2 separate regions of the Homo sapiens genome follow, and region 1 is linked to region 2. A link is an interaction called in ENCODE POLR2A ChIA-PET data of the cell type or tissue named here. Cell type or tissue: Caco-2. All regions are shown on one strand.

Region 1 (8,000 bases), 110 kb after region 2:
TAAAGACACATGCACACATGTTTATTGCAGCACTATTCACAATAACAAAGACTTGGAACCAACCCAAATGCCCATCAATGATAGACTGGATGAAGAAAATGTGGCACATATACACCATGGAATACTATGCAGCCATAAAAAAGGATGAGTTCATGTCCTTTGTAGGGACATGGATGAAGCTGGAAACCATCATTCTCAGCAAACTAACACAGGAACAGAAAACCAAACACCACATGTTCTCACTCATAAGTGGGAGCTAAACAATGAGAACACATGGACACAGGGAAAGGAACATCACACACTGGGACCTGTCGGGGTGGGGCTAGGGGAGGGATAGCATTAGGAGAAATACCTAATGTAGATGACGGGTTGATGGGTGCAGCAAACCACCATACCACGTGTATACCTATGTAACAAAACTGCACGTTCTGCGCATGTATCCCAGAACTTAAAGTATAATAATAATAATAATAATAGTAAATGTATGTTTCTATTAATGACAAAATCTTATATACTGGTAATACTGCTGTGGTTGGTTTACTACATTCATAATTTAAGGAAGTATAAATTTCAGCTGAACGTTACTGAAAATTCAGGAGCATTTTTTTTTCTATTCAAGTGTATGGTTCTCTGCTTCAGAAAGTATTGGTTTTTGTTTTTATTTTTAGAGTTCATAGATGTCTCAAGCTACTGCCACATACTCTGCTATTTTGGTTTTGTCCTTGTTATACCACTCTGAGTTTTATTCTATCGAATTGGTCCTAGTTTATTTTAACTATAAAAACTGAGTCGGCTGGGCGCGGGGGCTCACGCCTGTAATCTTAGCACTTTGGGAGGCCGAGGAAGGCGGATCACGAGGTCAGGAGTTCGGGACCAGCCTGACCAACATGATGAAACTCCGTCTCTACTAAAAATACAAAAATTAGCCAGGCATGGTGGCACATACCTGTAATCCTAGCTACTCAGGAGTCTGAGGCAGGAGAATCACTTGAACCCAGGAGGCGGAGGTTGCAGAGAGCTGAGATCACTCAGCTCACTGTGCAGTGCCACTGCACTCCAGCCTGGGTGACAGAGCGAGACTCCATCTCGAAAAAAAAAAGAATTCTGAGTCAAGAGCTCTATTTCCTAACATTTTAACATAGCCACCCAGAAGTTTTTAGTTAGGGGCTTGCATCTGAAGGTGATGGAGTGTTATCTTAGATTGTGAAGGGAAGGAGTAAAGTTCCAGAAACAGATGCAAACTCTGAGAAGGGCAGTTTTGTTCTTCTGTCCTGAGAATTATAATATGTTCAGTTAGGAAGCGTTTGTAGAGATTATTTACTTAAAGGAATGTGAAAAATGACACGGAAGAACCTGTTTTTAAAAAGTATATACATTTGTTTAGAACTTTATAGTTCATAAAGCTATTCAAATACATTATCTGGCTTGATGATTACAATCCCATGAAGTATTAATAGATTTGACAGGATTATTATTCCCATCTATTGGGTGTGGAAACTGAGGTTTGACTGTGTATTTTAAGATAAATAGCTACAACCTTACATCTTCAAGGTAGTAATTTATTGCTCTTTCAAATTATATACCCAGTCATTTTATTAGATGTATGACTGTTCTTAGGACTAAACATGAATTTAGGAAAAACAGCCTTTGTATTTTAGATAGAATTCTTAAGTTTATTTTATATTTCCTAAAATGTCATTAAAACCTCATTTTATTAAGGGTTATAATAGAGGATTGTTAGTGCTACTTTCATGACCTTGAACTGTGCACCAGTTAAGTAATTTTACCCTAGTTGATTTGCCATGATAATACTTTGGACTTTGATAAAAGGGCCAATTGTTGGGTCACTTTCTTTTCATTTTTAAAACTGCTGTGTTTGATAATCACTCAGTAGTACATACATAAGTGCAGAGTTTATGGCTGTTAGTGATGGGGAAAAAAATCACAAGGAAATTTGATTATCCTACAGCAGAAGGTAGAGTATATATGAGTACAAATTTGGAATATGTTTTTTAAAGGAGACAAATAGTAGATGCTCAATAAGTGTTGTTTAATGAATACCATTTCTAAAATTAATGAATGAGTTAGTTGACTTCCATGAGTTATGCTATTAGGAAGTAAAGATACAAGCATGAAAATATGCTGATTCCAGGATGACAGAGTGTATGGAAATAGATTATACTACACTAGATTACCTCATAATGAGACATGTGTGTACTTGGTTTCAGTAAAATTCATACTGGTTCAAAATAAACTCTTGATATAGAAATTTTTCAGTAATTCACTAAAATCAGGTAAACTGACTATCTTTGATGCTTTTGGAGCTTTTAGTACTATTTTTCAGAATTTTTATTATTATGATTTGCCATATTCTGTGTATTTTCTCACTAAGTGCCATTTGAGGTGTATGGACAGTAATTCTGTGTGGTTTCAGATGAACAAGCTGCCATTTACTAGAATATTTGTGGAAGAATTGAGATATCTGCACCTTAAAATACGGCACAATCTAGCCAATCAGAAATGTGTGGGGAGACATTCTAGACAAATGGAATACATTAGGAAGGCATAGAGGAGATGTTTAAAAGTAGATCGTTTTGATGAGAGCAGAAGGTTTGTGTTGTGGGAAAAAATGGCTGAAGAGGTAATTTGGGGCCAGGTGATAGAGACTTTTGAAAACCTGGAAGGATTTTGGATTTTGTTCCAAAGGCCTATACTCTTCTAATTGGAGTATACATTCTTGTGAGGGCACAACTATATGGGACGTGCAAGTTCACAGGATAAACATGACACATCTTCTAGGAACATCACTTTTTAAATACTTGGGGGGAAATAAATATTTTTATATGAAGATTTTTTTTGAGACAGAGTCTCACTCTGTTGCCCAGGCTAGAATGCAGTGTTAGGATCATGGTTCGCTGCAGGCTTGACTTCCCAGGCTCCAGCGATTCTCCTGCCTCAGCCTCCCAAGTAGTTGGGATTACAGGCACCTGCCACCACACCCAGCTAATTTTTGTATTTTTTGTAGAGGTGGAGTTTTGCCGTGTTGCACAGGCTGATCTTGGACTCCTGGGTTCAAGCAGTACTCCCGCCCCGGCCTCCCAAAATACTTGGATTACAGGTGTGAGCCACTGCAGGCATGAAGATAGATTTATAAAGTATAAAACACAATTCATATGCAATTTTAAAGTAAAATTCTAAGATTTAAGCTAAGATCCCAATAAGATTCTGAAAGAAATTTGTGCATATAGTAAGTTATTTTATCCTGTAACTCCAGACAATAAAAGGATTTGTTTTCATTATCCTCTGCTGTTACACTTCTTCAGTAGATGAGCTTGAAAGACACAGGTCCAGGCAGTATGCAGCCATTACAAATTCCTTTTCGGAAGATTGACAGGGAGAGGGACGTAAAATTAGGAGGAAAGAAGAGACTACTTATATAATCTAGCACTGAAGTTAAAGACAGTCTTTGGGGAAGAAAGCTTATAAGATTAAGAGACGTTTCAAGAGAAGATTGTATTGAACTTGGTGGCTTATGATACAAAAGAGGTAGTTTACAAAGTTGAGTGAAAAGCCAGAGATGTCTTCCGGGTTCCAGGCTTCTGTGACTGGGAACATGCTGGTCATATTAATGGATATAAAGAAGTGAGGAAGATGGTGTGAAAGAGTATAAAGGAGGGAAAGGTGGGTAGAAAGGGATAGCAGTAGCAGTAAGGGGCTGGGGAATTTGTTATTTATTTTTTTTTGAGTCAGTCTTGTTCTGTCACCCAGTGCATTGGTGTGATCTCAGCTCACTGCAACCTCCGCCTCCTGGGTTCAAGCGATTCTCCTGTCTCAGCCTCTTGAGTAGCTGGGACTGTAGGCACATGCCACCACGCCTGGCTAATTTTTGTATTTTAGGTAGAGACGGGGTTTCACCATATTGGTCAGGCTGGTCAGACTCCTGACCTCAGGTGATCCACCTGCCTCAGCCTCCCAAAGTCCTGGGATTACAGGTGTGAGCCACCGTGCCTGGCCTTTTATTTTTGGTATGTTGAATTTGAGTGAAGTATAGGGTATTGAAGGGAGAAATGGCAAATAGGCAATGTAAGAAGGGGAACTGGAAAGAGACTTGGGATGAATATGTAGATTTTGGAACTTTATTCATGGTAAATAAAGGAGTCCGTGAGAGCAGATAGAATGTCTGAGGGTCAGTGTAGAAAAGATGATTGAAGGTTGTCCATTGGCCCACAGTACTAAATATGAGAAAGGAATAGGGTTATAAAGATGGATTCAGATAAGGGATAATCCATGGAGAGTATAGTATTGTGAAAGCAAAATGAAGGTCAAGTTTGAAAAAAAGATATTCTTATTATTAAGTAGTAGAGAGATAAAAGGGAAGGTAGTCTGAGAGATCAAAGGGGATTAGACTTAGATTAGACAACTGTGAGTAGTGATGGAATTTGAGCACTTTAAGCAAAGTAGTTAGGACAGGAGACAGTCGTGTGAACCATAAAGAGCTCCTTTCTCTTCTTCTACCAGAAGTATCTTTCTGGTAGAAAAAAGCTTTATATGGGGAAAACGTCTAATTTACTACTCCTGAAAGGAACAAAATGAAACATGTCCTATGAGAGTTTTTTTTTTTTTTAAGGAAACCAAATAGAGGAAGCAACTCATATATTAAATAATGAATTATTTTGCATTTGAAATTGTCCAATTTTGGGGGAAGAGAGGAGCCATTTTGGTATTCTGGCCCTAAAAAAATCAGCGTTAATTTCGACAGCTTAGTCTGTGGTCCTGAAAATTATAGATTATTTTTACCTTTATTATTTTGTACTTTTCTGGAACAAAATATTTACTTAGGATTCACATAGATCATACATATCTTTTATATATGTGACATATAAAAATATATATGACATGTATATTGGATAATTTGAAATACATAATGCTAAGTATTGACAAAGGTAGGTCACCATATAACTTGGGCACTATATCCTTTAACAAATGGGTTTAATTTAAAATTTCTTACTGGCAGTTTTAAAAAATCATATTTAAAAATAAATTCTGACAAGTGATACTGTGGTAAAAAATTTGTATCTAATCTTTAGGGATTTAGGGATTTAGGGATCTGTTGTGATGTCGATAAACATGCAAGAATAATTTAAATTTCTATAATTTAGGGACTGGGTCTTTGTTTATTGAATTTTAAACATATATACATGCTTGTCAGGCTGTTTAAACGTTCAGTAACTTGTTACGAGGTTTATTTCTACTTGAAAACCTACACGAATGTATTAGAATCACAGCATATTTAGGGGAAATATAAACTTTAACTCGATGCCACAAATATGTTCATTCTTACTGTAATCTGACAAGATTCCTTTACAATTATTTGTTTTCATAGTATTAAGTGTTAAAATATATAAAATGTATACAGTATATATTTTAACAAATAAGGTATAGTGATACCTCATGTTAAAGTCAATGTGACTTAGTAGTCATCTCCATTTGTTTAAAGACAGCGAACTTATTTTAATACAGTATTTAATTCTGCTTCATTAGGTTTCATAAATAAATCATATCAAACATTTACTCCAAATTATTTTGTAGCAAAATGAAGCATCAGTTTAAAAATTTGTATTACAGATTTTTACACATACTCTGTGCTGACGATTTTTAGTTTTGAAATTAATACTACAACATTTAAGAACTGTACAATTACCAGTCCTCTGTATTTAGTCAAGTTTAGAGTTTTAACAAGAGTACTAGTTTTTTAAACTGGGAAAGTTGTGATATTAGCTCATATGATGCCTTTTAAAATAAAAGTCTCTAAATTTTTTATTTAGAAAAGTTATTTAATAAGTTCACCTATTGATTATAATCTAGATTGTGACCATCTAAAATTGATTCCCACATCACAAAATTTAAAACAAATAGTATTATAAGAATTTTGATTGAGAAATGTAAACGGTATTCTTTAAGGTTATGTGATTGTATGTTTAATCTTAAATAGACAGTGACTTTAAGATAAAAAAAATCTATTTCTCAAGCTTTCTCTTAAGGATTTAATACCAGATTATTAGACCACATTAACTTGGAATGAGGTTAATGTTTAAATTATTGCCTTTTAAATTTGCCTCAGTTCATTCAAAGCTTTCTGAATCTGTTGGATGGATCAACATTTTGGTTGATTTTATAGAGTATAACCTTCCATTTTGAGACTTCCAAGATAATCCTCTTCTCCTCTCTGGCTTAGATTTTGCTCTTGGTTTGTTATATTTACCATTTAGGTTGTTTTCTCCACACTCATCATGCCACCACCAGCCTCCTAAAGGAGATAGATATGCAATTTAATGGGTACAGACTCGTATGTAGTTACTGTTACTGTATTTCCCCGTAAGTTTATCTTCCTTTCTTATAAATATTACAGTGTTTTAGATGCATGTATCCCAGTTTTAAATAATCTGTATAAGTCCCAATTTTAAATAATCTGTATAAATAATCTATACACTACCAAAAAATAGAAAATCTGAGGAAGATTAGAGGTAAAATACCTGATTGAACTAGAATGAACACTTTCATTATAGTTAAGAGGTTTTCGTCTAGAGAGAAAACGCTTATTTGGGATTCGGATTTTTAAAAGTTGTCATTGCAGATAATAGCTAATAATGTGGGAAGATACTTTGAAGATATGAAAATAAAGTATTGGTATCAGAAAAAGATACCTGAATAACCCTCTGGACAGTTGAAGTGTCCTTTTGCTTTGTGATCCCAAGTAGAAAACACCAAATCTTTGTTTTCCGGGATTGCATTGGGGACATTGCCAGTAATCGCAACTAGATGTAGCGTATAGTTGGTTTCGTGATTTCCCAAGTAAAAAGAATATTCAATATAATGTTTGTTGTCTTTCCAGTCTTCCAACTCAATTCGTAAAACATAATTAGATTGCTTCACTATGGAGTATATCTTCTCTAGGCCCAACCAAAATTCTCCTGAAAAGAAAAGTTTTAAAAATCTGTGAGTTATTAAGTACAGGTTGGACACTGACAGTTTTTTTAAGTGTTTTTTATTGGTGCAACTAATTGAGTTGTTTAGTCTTGAATCCCTTGATCATTTTAGTGTATCTTAAAATAATACCTTTTAAAACAATTTTATTGAAGATAGCTATGTGCACAAAAATGTTAAAAATATTAATATAACTGAAAGTCTGATTATCCTTTCTATAATGCATATGACAAGACATGTTTCACCAGTGAAATGTGTTACATTATTATAGATATTTTAAAGTCTCGTCATTGGTAGAGGAATATTTGCAAGTCTTTATATGGATAAACTTTACTGTCAGCTATTTATTAACATCCATATACAGTCAAGAGATGTGTTAAGTATTCCTAGAGACTTGAGTAATAATAATGTCACTTTCTTCAAATGTAAACCTGGCCTTTGGTATTTGCTTAATGTATGCTTTCTTTGTAGAAAAAGACAGGAATAAATTTAAAAAATCATTTTAAATTTAAAAGCATGGTTCTTAATAACTTTTTTCTGTAATTTTAAAAATTATTTTTATTGGAATTAAAAACAAATAACAAATATAAATAGATTGTTCTTCATCACAATCCTTTTTATTAAAGTATTTATAAAATACTGTTTTCATTAAACATTCACTATTGTCTTATTGCTATTGAGTTAGTAGGAAGCTTCATTTTAAGGATTGCTGGTAAATACAAGTACAAATGGGTTGCTTTCTTACCAGAATTAAGTGAGTATTCTCGACTTACCTGTCAGCCTTTTATTTTGGGGTTACACTCACTATTAGAAGATTTGGAGCTACAAAACTTATCACTGAGTATACCTTCTAGGTAGGGCTTTCACTGGTAGTTTGAATACAAAATTTTTAAATGGTCAAATAGTACTGAGCATTTAAAAATTTGATATAATAATGAATGTCTTCTACTTTATAAGTGAGTACTTAGACATCATTCATGGATTTTTGTATGTGCTTTTTGGATTTTAAACATCTG
Region 2 (8,000 bases):
CGTGGATAGTATGCAAATATAAGCTACCAAGGAGTCCACATTCTTAAGCATAATATAAAAGACCCTTTATGAATTGTGTATACACACACACACGCCCACACAGATATCACTGTTTTCTGCATTTATTATGTTGCTTTATATATATTAACTTTTCTCTGTCCCTTATGAGGTTATTGAATTTTTAGGGTATGGACCAGGTTTCCTCAATACCGAATCTACTGTATGGCACATTATAAGCTCAATAAAATGTGTATTTAATAAAGAATTAATGATTTATCCAGTTGTATACATTATGTGCAGTTTTTTGTATGTTAATCAAAGTTCAGTAAAGTTGTTTTTTTTTTTTTTAAAGAAATGTTGGCCGGGCTAGGTGGCTCATGCCTATAATCCCAGCACTTTGGGAGGCCAAGGTGGGTGGATCACGAGGTCAGGAGTTAGAGATCAGCCTGACCAACATGGTGAAACCCCGTCTCTACTAAAAATACAAAAATTAGCTTGGTGGTGTCACCTGTAATCCCAGCTACTCAGGAGGCTGAGGCAGGAGAATTGCTTGAACCCTGGAGGCAGAGGTTCCAGTGAGCCAAGATGGCGCCATTGCACTCCAGCCTGGGCGACAGAATGAGACTCCGTCTCAAAAAAAAAAAAAAAAGAAACTTTTTTGAGACAGGGTCTCACTGTGTCACCCAGGCTGGAGTGCAGCCGCAATCTCAGCTCACTTGCAGCCTTGACCTCCTGGGCTCAAGTGATCCTCCAGCCTCTGCCTCCTCAGTTACTGGGACTACAGATGTGTGCCATCACGCCCAGCTAATTTTCTTGATTTTTTTGTAGAGATGAGGTCTCACTATGTTGCCCAGGCTGGTCTAGAACTGGCTAGCTCAAGTGATCCTCCCACTTCAGCCTCCCAAAGTGCTGGGATCACAGCCGTGAGCCACAGCACCTGGTCCCATTTTTAAGAAGAAATAAAAGAAACACTATATGTTCCCTTATTTTAAAAGTATTTTCCACCATATAAATATTTTAACAACTGGGAGTTTATTTGGGTTAATAAGCTACTCTTTTAAAGCATCGATGTTCATGTGGAGTTGAAACCATCAGTCATCCTTGGCCAGGCGTGGTGGCTCACGCCTGTAATCCCAGCATTTTGGGAGGCCGAGGCAGGCGGATCACGAGGTCAGGAGATCGAGACTATCCTGGCTAACATGGTGAAACCCCGTCTCTACTAAAAATACAAAAAAATGAGCACTTGTAATCCCTTCTACTCGGGAGGCTGAGGCAGGAGAATGGCGTGAACCCAGGAGGTGGAGGTTGCAGTGAGCCAAGATCGCGCCACTGCACTCCAGCCTGGGCGACAGAGTGAGACTCCGTCTCAAAAAAAAAGAGAGAAACCATCAGTCATCCACAATTCGGAGTGAATTACTTCAATCTGCTGAAAACCTGGCTCAGATCAGTAGGAGTTGAGAGGCTAACTGGGGTAGAGTAGTACATCTTTGTTATTCTTTTTGGCTGCCCAGCACCTTTGAATATTCTTGTTATATTTGATGATTTCTCTACTGAATAGAAGCCAAATTTCACTTTCTCAGTCTCCCTTGCAGTTAGGCTCCTCTAATCATATACATTTGCACCAGGCTTTGAAGTGAAGGCTAGAGAGATGAAGAAGCAGGTGGAACTAGAAAGTGCATCTAGATTCCCAGGGAACAGTACCAGAGGTTCTATTAGAAGTGTTCGTATCTCACATTAATGTCAGTAGTGGAGGCAGTAATGGTTTCCCGGTGTTCTGTGACGTAATTTGGCCTCTTACAACCCTGGTTTTTACACCTCCCAGGAAATTCTGTGAATTATTTAATGGTGTTTAATAAATTCCTGGCCAGATGCAGTGGCTCACGCCTGTAATCCCAGCACTTTGGGAGGCTGAGGTGGGCAGATCGCTTGAGGTCAGGAGTTCAAGACCAACCTGGCAAACATGGTGAAACCCCATTTCTACTAAAAATACAAAAATTAGCCGGGTGTGATGGTGGGTGCCTATAATCCCAGCTACTCGGGAGGCTGAGGAGGGAGAATCATTCAAACCCAGGAGGCAGAGGTTGCAGTGAGCCGAGATCACGCCACTGCACTCCAACCTGGGTGACAGAATGAGACTCTGTCTCAATAAATAAATAATGAATAAATAAATTCCTTTTCTGCTTAAGCTAGCTAGAACATGTTCCTGCATTTCCTTCCTTCCCTTCCCTTCCTTCCTTCCCTCTCTCCCTCTCTCTTTCCTTCCTTTCTCTTTTCTTTTCCCTCCCTCCCTTTCCTCCCTCCCTTCCTCCCTCCCTCCCTTCCTTCCTTCCTTCCTACCTTCCTTCCTTCCTGGGTCTCACTCACTACAACCTCTGCATCCTGGCTTAAAGTGATTCTCCTGCCTCAGCTTCCTGAATAGCTGGGATTACAGGCATGTGCCACCATACCTGGTTAATTTTTGTATTTTAGTAGAGATGGGGTTTCACCATGTTGGCCAGGCTGCTCTCGAACTCCTGACCTCAGGTGATCCACCTGCCTTGACCTCCTAAAGTGCTGGGATTACAGGCGTGAGCCACCACACTCGGCCTGCATTTTCTATCTAATATGTTGACTAACATGGAAATACATTGGAAGAAGGGAGTAAGTACCTTGGTGTGGTGCTTTGGGAAAGATAAGATGGAATAAAGATGGGTGACTTTGGACAGGGGAATAGCAGTAACAATTGTGAATCCTTGGAGGAGCAGAAGGAAAGCAGCAGATATGATGGTAAACGAGTCACCAAATTTTGCCTATTTTGTAATTTTCCCTGTGTTTCTTGTAGGAGCCACTGAGGACTTAAAAGATTGCTTATCTTTTCGTGAGCAAGCCGTATGCTGAGATATACCATGACTAGTTTCAAAAACTGGGGACTTCAGTCTTCTCTAACGCACTCTAGCTCCCCAGTCCAGAGAACCCTAAACTCCTCTAATGTAGATGGGGCTCTCTAAATTGGTTTCTTTTCTTGTGTAACATCTAACCCTTTCTTGGTGAGGAAGAACGAGAAGGAAAGGGAAGGGTAGAGTAAGGTAGGGTAGGGGAGGGGAGGGGAGGGAAGGGGAGGGGAAAAAGAAAGGAAAGAAGGAGGGGGAAACTGTGTGGAGAGAAGAAAATTCTAAGGCAAGGAGAATATACGCAAATATCCATTTGGAAAAGGAGGAGCATGCTGCCTCTTCTATCCTTGGCTTTTCCCTTTAAGGCATCCATACAGTACTTTTCCCATTGGAAAAGTCTTCCAAAACATATTCCTTTGAAAATAGTTAAGACCCTCTTGTAAACACTAACTTAGATATGGAGCACCAGGGGCCAGGCGCGGTGGCTCACGCCTGTAGTCCCAGCACTTTGGGAGGCCAAGGCGGGCAGATCACCTGAGGTCAGGGGTTCAAGACCAGCCTGGCCAACATGGCGAAACCCTGTCTCTACTAAAAAAAAAAAAAAAAAAAATCGAAAATTAGCTGGGCATGGTGGCACGCGCCTGTAATCCCAGCTACTTAGGAGGCTGAGGCAGGGAGAATTGCTTGAACCCAGGAGGTGGAGGTTGCAGTGAGCCGAGATTGTGCCAGTGTACTCCAGCCTGGGTGACAGGGCAAGACTCCGTCTCAAAAAAAAAAAAAAAAGAAAAGAAAAGAAAAAAATATGGAGCACCAGAATAAATGTAGAATTTGAAGAACTTTATTAATTTTATTAATATATTTATTAATTTAGCCAACAAATCTTTATTGAGACCCTTTATGTGCCAGGCACTAATCTTGGGAGCAGTGTTGAATAAGATAGATAAAGGCCTTTGGGAGCTTTCATTAGCATTGAGCTCACCTATACTCTCATGTTTCATAATCTATTAAAATAAATGTCCTCTCTTGAAATCATAGCAGTGGTACAATGACAGATTAAAGTATCCATACAAGGTTACATACAGGTAGGTGCTTAGTATAATTGCTTTGTAATGATAAAATGATGACACCATTAAAACTCTGAGTATAGTCAGGGTAATTTCTTAAACTTTATAAGGCAATGGAAAAAATAAATTTTTATCAAGAATATTAGAAAGAGCTATAAATCCATCAATCGAGACTTTCTATGTAGACAAATAGATGTATTTAACCTGTGAGTATGCTATTAGTGTTATCTTTCCTGTTCCTGATGTTTCTTCCATTTGACAGGAGCCCATTAGTGTATATATCAGTACAGTGCTCCTGATCTTCTGACAACACTGCACTCATTCCACCCTGGGGCCATCAGTGAGTTTGAAAAAAAGAAACTGGGCATGAGCAGTTTAGCTTCTTCCTCTTGGGAAATAGCTGAAGAGAGGAAGCGTGGGTTTTTTTTTTCTGTTCCTGTAGGGACAGGCACTGCCAGTGCTTGGGGTGAGAAGGGGGGCCTGCCTAGATCCAGCACTGCCTGCAACTGGGTAGGTACGTCTGAATAATTCTGGACTCAGTATTACAAAGCCCACTTGCTCAGACAATTTAGCCCTCCAACTTAACCTTTACCCCTAATCAAGTTGATTTCTTTTGGCTCTGACTGCCTTACTCCTGTATCTTTTTTTCCCATTTATTCAGAAGTCAGGTGAGGAAAAGGGGCTAGTTACTGGTTCCTCAAATTAGGTGAAGATTGCCCCACAACTGAGTAAAGAAAAACATAAAACTCAGTGGAAAGAGCCCAAGCTCTGACATCAGACCTGGATTTTGAATCCTGGCTGTGTGATCTCGGTTAAGCCACCTTGCCTCAAAGAACCTCATTTCTTCTTCAGTATCCTGGAGACAATATGTCTAGTATTGTTTCAAAGATGCAAGGTATCATATGTAAACTACCAAACACAATTCCTGGCATTTAATAAATAGTAACTGGCAGCAGTGGTAGTAGGAGTAGTAGTGATTTGGGGTATCAAGCATTAGTTAGAAAGGTGTTTCTGCCTTCAGGAAAACTTATCTTTTTGAAGTGATAACTCTAAACTTAAAAAAAAATTACCAATTAACTAAAAAATGCACATTTCATACAAAACATTGCATGTCTTTAAATTTGGACACTCAATAATTTCTTTGGAATTCAGGAGAGATATTAAAGATAACTAAAATGAAAAATTATTTTGAGTTTATTATCCCTTTGATTATCCTGGAGGAAAACTTTGTTAGTAATAAGATTTTCCGGCCAGACCTGGTGGCTCACGCCTGTAATACCAGCACTTTGGGAGGCCAAGGTGGGTGGATCACCTGAGGTCAGGAGTTTGAGACCAGCCTGGCCAACATGGTGAAACCTCATCTCTACTAAAAATACAAAAAATTAGCCAGGTGTGGTGGTGTGCACTTGTAATCCCAGATACTCGGGAGGCTGAGGCAGGAGAATCACTTGAACCTGGGAAGTGGAGGTTTGCAGTGAGCCAAGATCACGCCACTGCACTCCAGCCTGGGCGACAGAGTGAGACTCTGTCTCAAGAAAAAAAAAAAAAGATTGAAGACGAAAACAATTCTTTTGTGCTGACAAGTGGAAACTGTATGTTTTTGCAAGGCACTAACAAGCAGTTTGTAGATTATAAGAACTCCATGCTTCAACATTCTATTATGAAGTTTCATTTTAGGAACCAGCCCAAGCCAGAGGGGAAATTCTTTTGGACTGAAATGCTCACCCATAATGCAAGTCATCAAAGAAATGACTGAAAACATGTATTAATATTATGTTAATATTATATATCTATTTGGTCAATGCAGACAACTAGGGATACTTTAATAACTGGATTCAGTTAGGTTTCTGACACTGGCATAATAAAATGAAGTGATTCTTCCCCCTACTCTTAAGCAATATTGCCTAATCAGAATGCTCTTATTGGCTCCAAAGGAATAAGGTTTTCAGACTGTTTTTTTTTTTTTTTTTGCATCTTCTCCAATTTCTGCCTAGGGGAAAAATAGGTTTGGGATGACGTATTTGCTGAACTAATTATTTTACCTAATATATATATATTACATATTATATGTTTTCTTTTTTTCTTTTTTTTTTTTTGAGACGGAGTTTTGCTCTTGGCACCCAGGCTGGAGTGCAATGGGGCGATCTTGGCTCACTGCAACCTCCCGGGTTCAAGCGATTCTCCTGCTTCAGCCTCCTGAGTAGCTGGGATTACAGGTGCCTGCCACCATGCCCAGCTAATTTTTGTATCTTTGGCCTGGCTGGTCTTGAACTCCTGACCTCACGTGATCTGCCTGTCTCGGCCTCCCAAAGTGCTGGGATTACACGCGTGAGGCACTGCACCTGGCCTTAGCTAATATATTAATTAGAACTCTTTTAGTGGACAGTATAAAAAATTCAACTCCTGATATAAAGAAATAGCATAAGCAAAAATGTGTATTTACTGGCCTTTATTAGTTCGGAGTTATATAACTTTAGGCATGGCTGGATCTAAGTGCTCAAACCAATGCTATTCAATATAAATACAATGCAAGCCACAAATGTGAAACACATGCATAATTTTAAATATTTTATTTGGCATACAAAAAAGAAAAAAGTAGATAAAATTAATTTTACTATGTTTTATTTAGCCCAATATATCCAAAATATTCCAACATGTAATCAATATAAAAAATTATTAATGATAAATTTTACATTCTTTTATTCATACTAAATCTTTGAAACCCAGTGTAATTTTATGCTTACAGCACATCTCAATTTAGACTAGCCACCTCTCAAGTACTCAATAGCCACATGTGCCTAGTGGCTACTATACCAGACAGTGCAGGCTATAACAAGGCATCTGGATGATATTTCTCACTATTGTTTCACTCTGCTTTTGTCTCTGTTGGCTTTAGCCACTGAGAGGCAAGATAGCACACCTTATACCCCATCAGTTTAACAAATACAGTAAAAGAGCATTGTTCCTAAAAGTTCCAGAGAAACTGTTGCTCTTGATATTCATTGGCCTGTACTGGATCCTGTGACTCTCCTTGAGCCAATTATCAATAACTGTGACCGGGGGATGTGACACTCTAATTTGTCAGATTTCACGAATAATTCCTAGAGTTAAGAGTAGGATAAGTTCCATGACATGGATTGAGATTGAAGAAAGGGTTTCCAAAGAGAGTAACTGTGATGCTGTAAGAAGGTAATCAGTGCCAGATACCCCAAAGCAAGGCATACTCATTGCTTATATTTTAAAATCTACTCTTCTATCATACAAAGGAATAAGATGACCAACTCTGAATTGATTAACATACCTCATTCAGAAAGGGTTATTCTTAGAGAAATGGCCAGGAGAAAAATCACATCAATTCCTTATGGAACTCCTCTCCAACCCCCAACCAAAACAAAAAGGAAAGAGCCAATGAAATGTGGTTAAATATACATCAAGGGAGACTTTAAATGGAAGACCTCTCAGAGAGGATGGATATGGGTGCAAGAAGAAAGAGAAGGTGGAAGGCTAAACCTATTCTCTAAATAAAAGTTGAGATTTTTCTGGGAGGGGGCATTGTCTCGAGAAAAGCCCGCATCTTTTGTTTGTTTGTTTTGAGACGGGGTCTCATTCTGTCACCCAGGCTGGAGTCTAGTGGCACGATCTTGGCTCACTGCAGCCTCGGCCTCTCTGGCTCAAGCAATCCTCCCACCTCAGCTTCCCCAGTAGCTGGGACTACAGGCATGTGACACCACACCTGGCTAATTTTTGTACTTTTTGTAGAGAGAGGGTTTTGCCTTGTTGCTCAGGCTGGTCTCAAACTCCTGAGCTCAAGCTATCCACTTGCCTTGGCCTCCCAAAATGCTGCGATTGAAGGCATGAGCCACCGTGCCTGGCCAAGCCCACACCTTGTTAATCACCAGTTTTCTTTTATACCTTCTGGTAGACTCTGACTGAGTCACTTCCCAGTCAATTCTCCCTGGAAAGATTCTGCAACCCAGTAGCAACTTAACTCCAGGAACATTAGATACAATCTGAAATGACACTATTTCTGAAGGAGGCTTCATGGGTGCTTGCCTAGGATGCATAC

Evidence for each region. Peaks named below come from ENCODE experiments on the same cell type or tissue, not always from the same donor. Only the 100,000 strongest peaks of a DNase experiment are listed, where the experiment ranks them.
Region 1: POLR2A ChIA-PET joins it to region 2 with 5 read pairs; 5 of 35 experiments call an interaction of 5 or more read pairs at or near these places.

Annotation. Positions count from the first base shown.
Region 1 is chr1:62,602,940-62,610,939 of GRCh38, reverse strand. All of the region lies in intron 14 of DOCK7 (dedicator of cytokinesis 7), which reads left to right. It overlaps ANGPTL3 (angiopoietin like 3), which reads right to left. Exons shown (of 7, transcript NM_014495.4): 6 at 6,705-6,971; 7 at 4,627-6,307. The coding sequence ends at 6,123. Among named protein-coding and RNA genes, the nearest start is that of ANGPTL3, 9.4 kb to the right of the region's middle. In Caco-2, no CTCF peak of the experiment used is centred here; no DNase peak of the experiment used is centred here.
Region 2 is chr1:62,712,881-62,720,880 of GRCh38, reverse strand. No RefSeq gene overlaps it. Among named protein-coding and RNA genes, the nearest start is that of DOCK7-DT, 28 kb to the right of the region's middle. In Caco-2, no CTCF peak of the experiment used is centred here; a DNase peak (open chromatin) is centred at 4,273.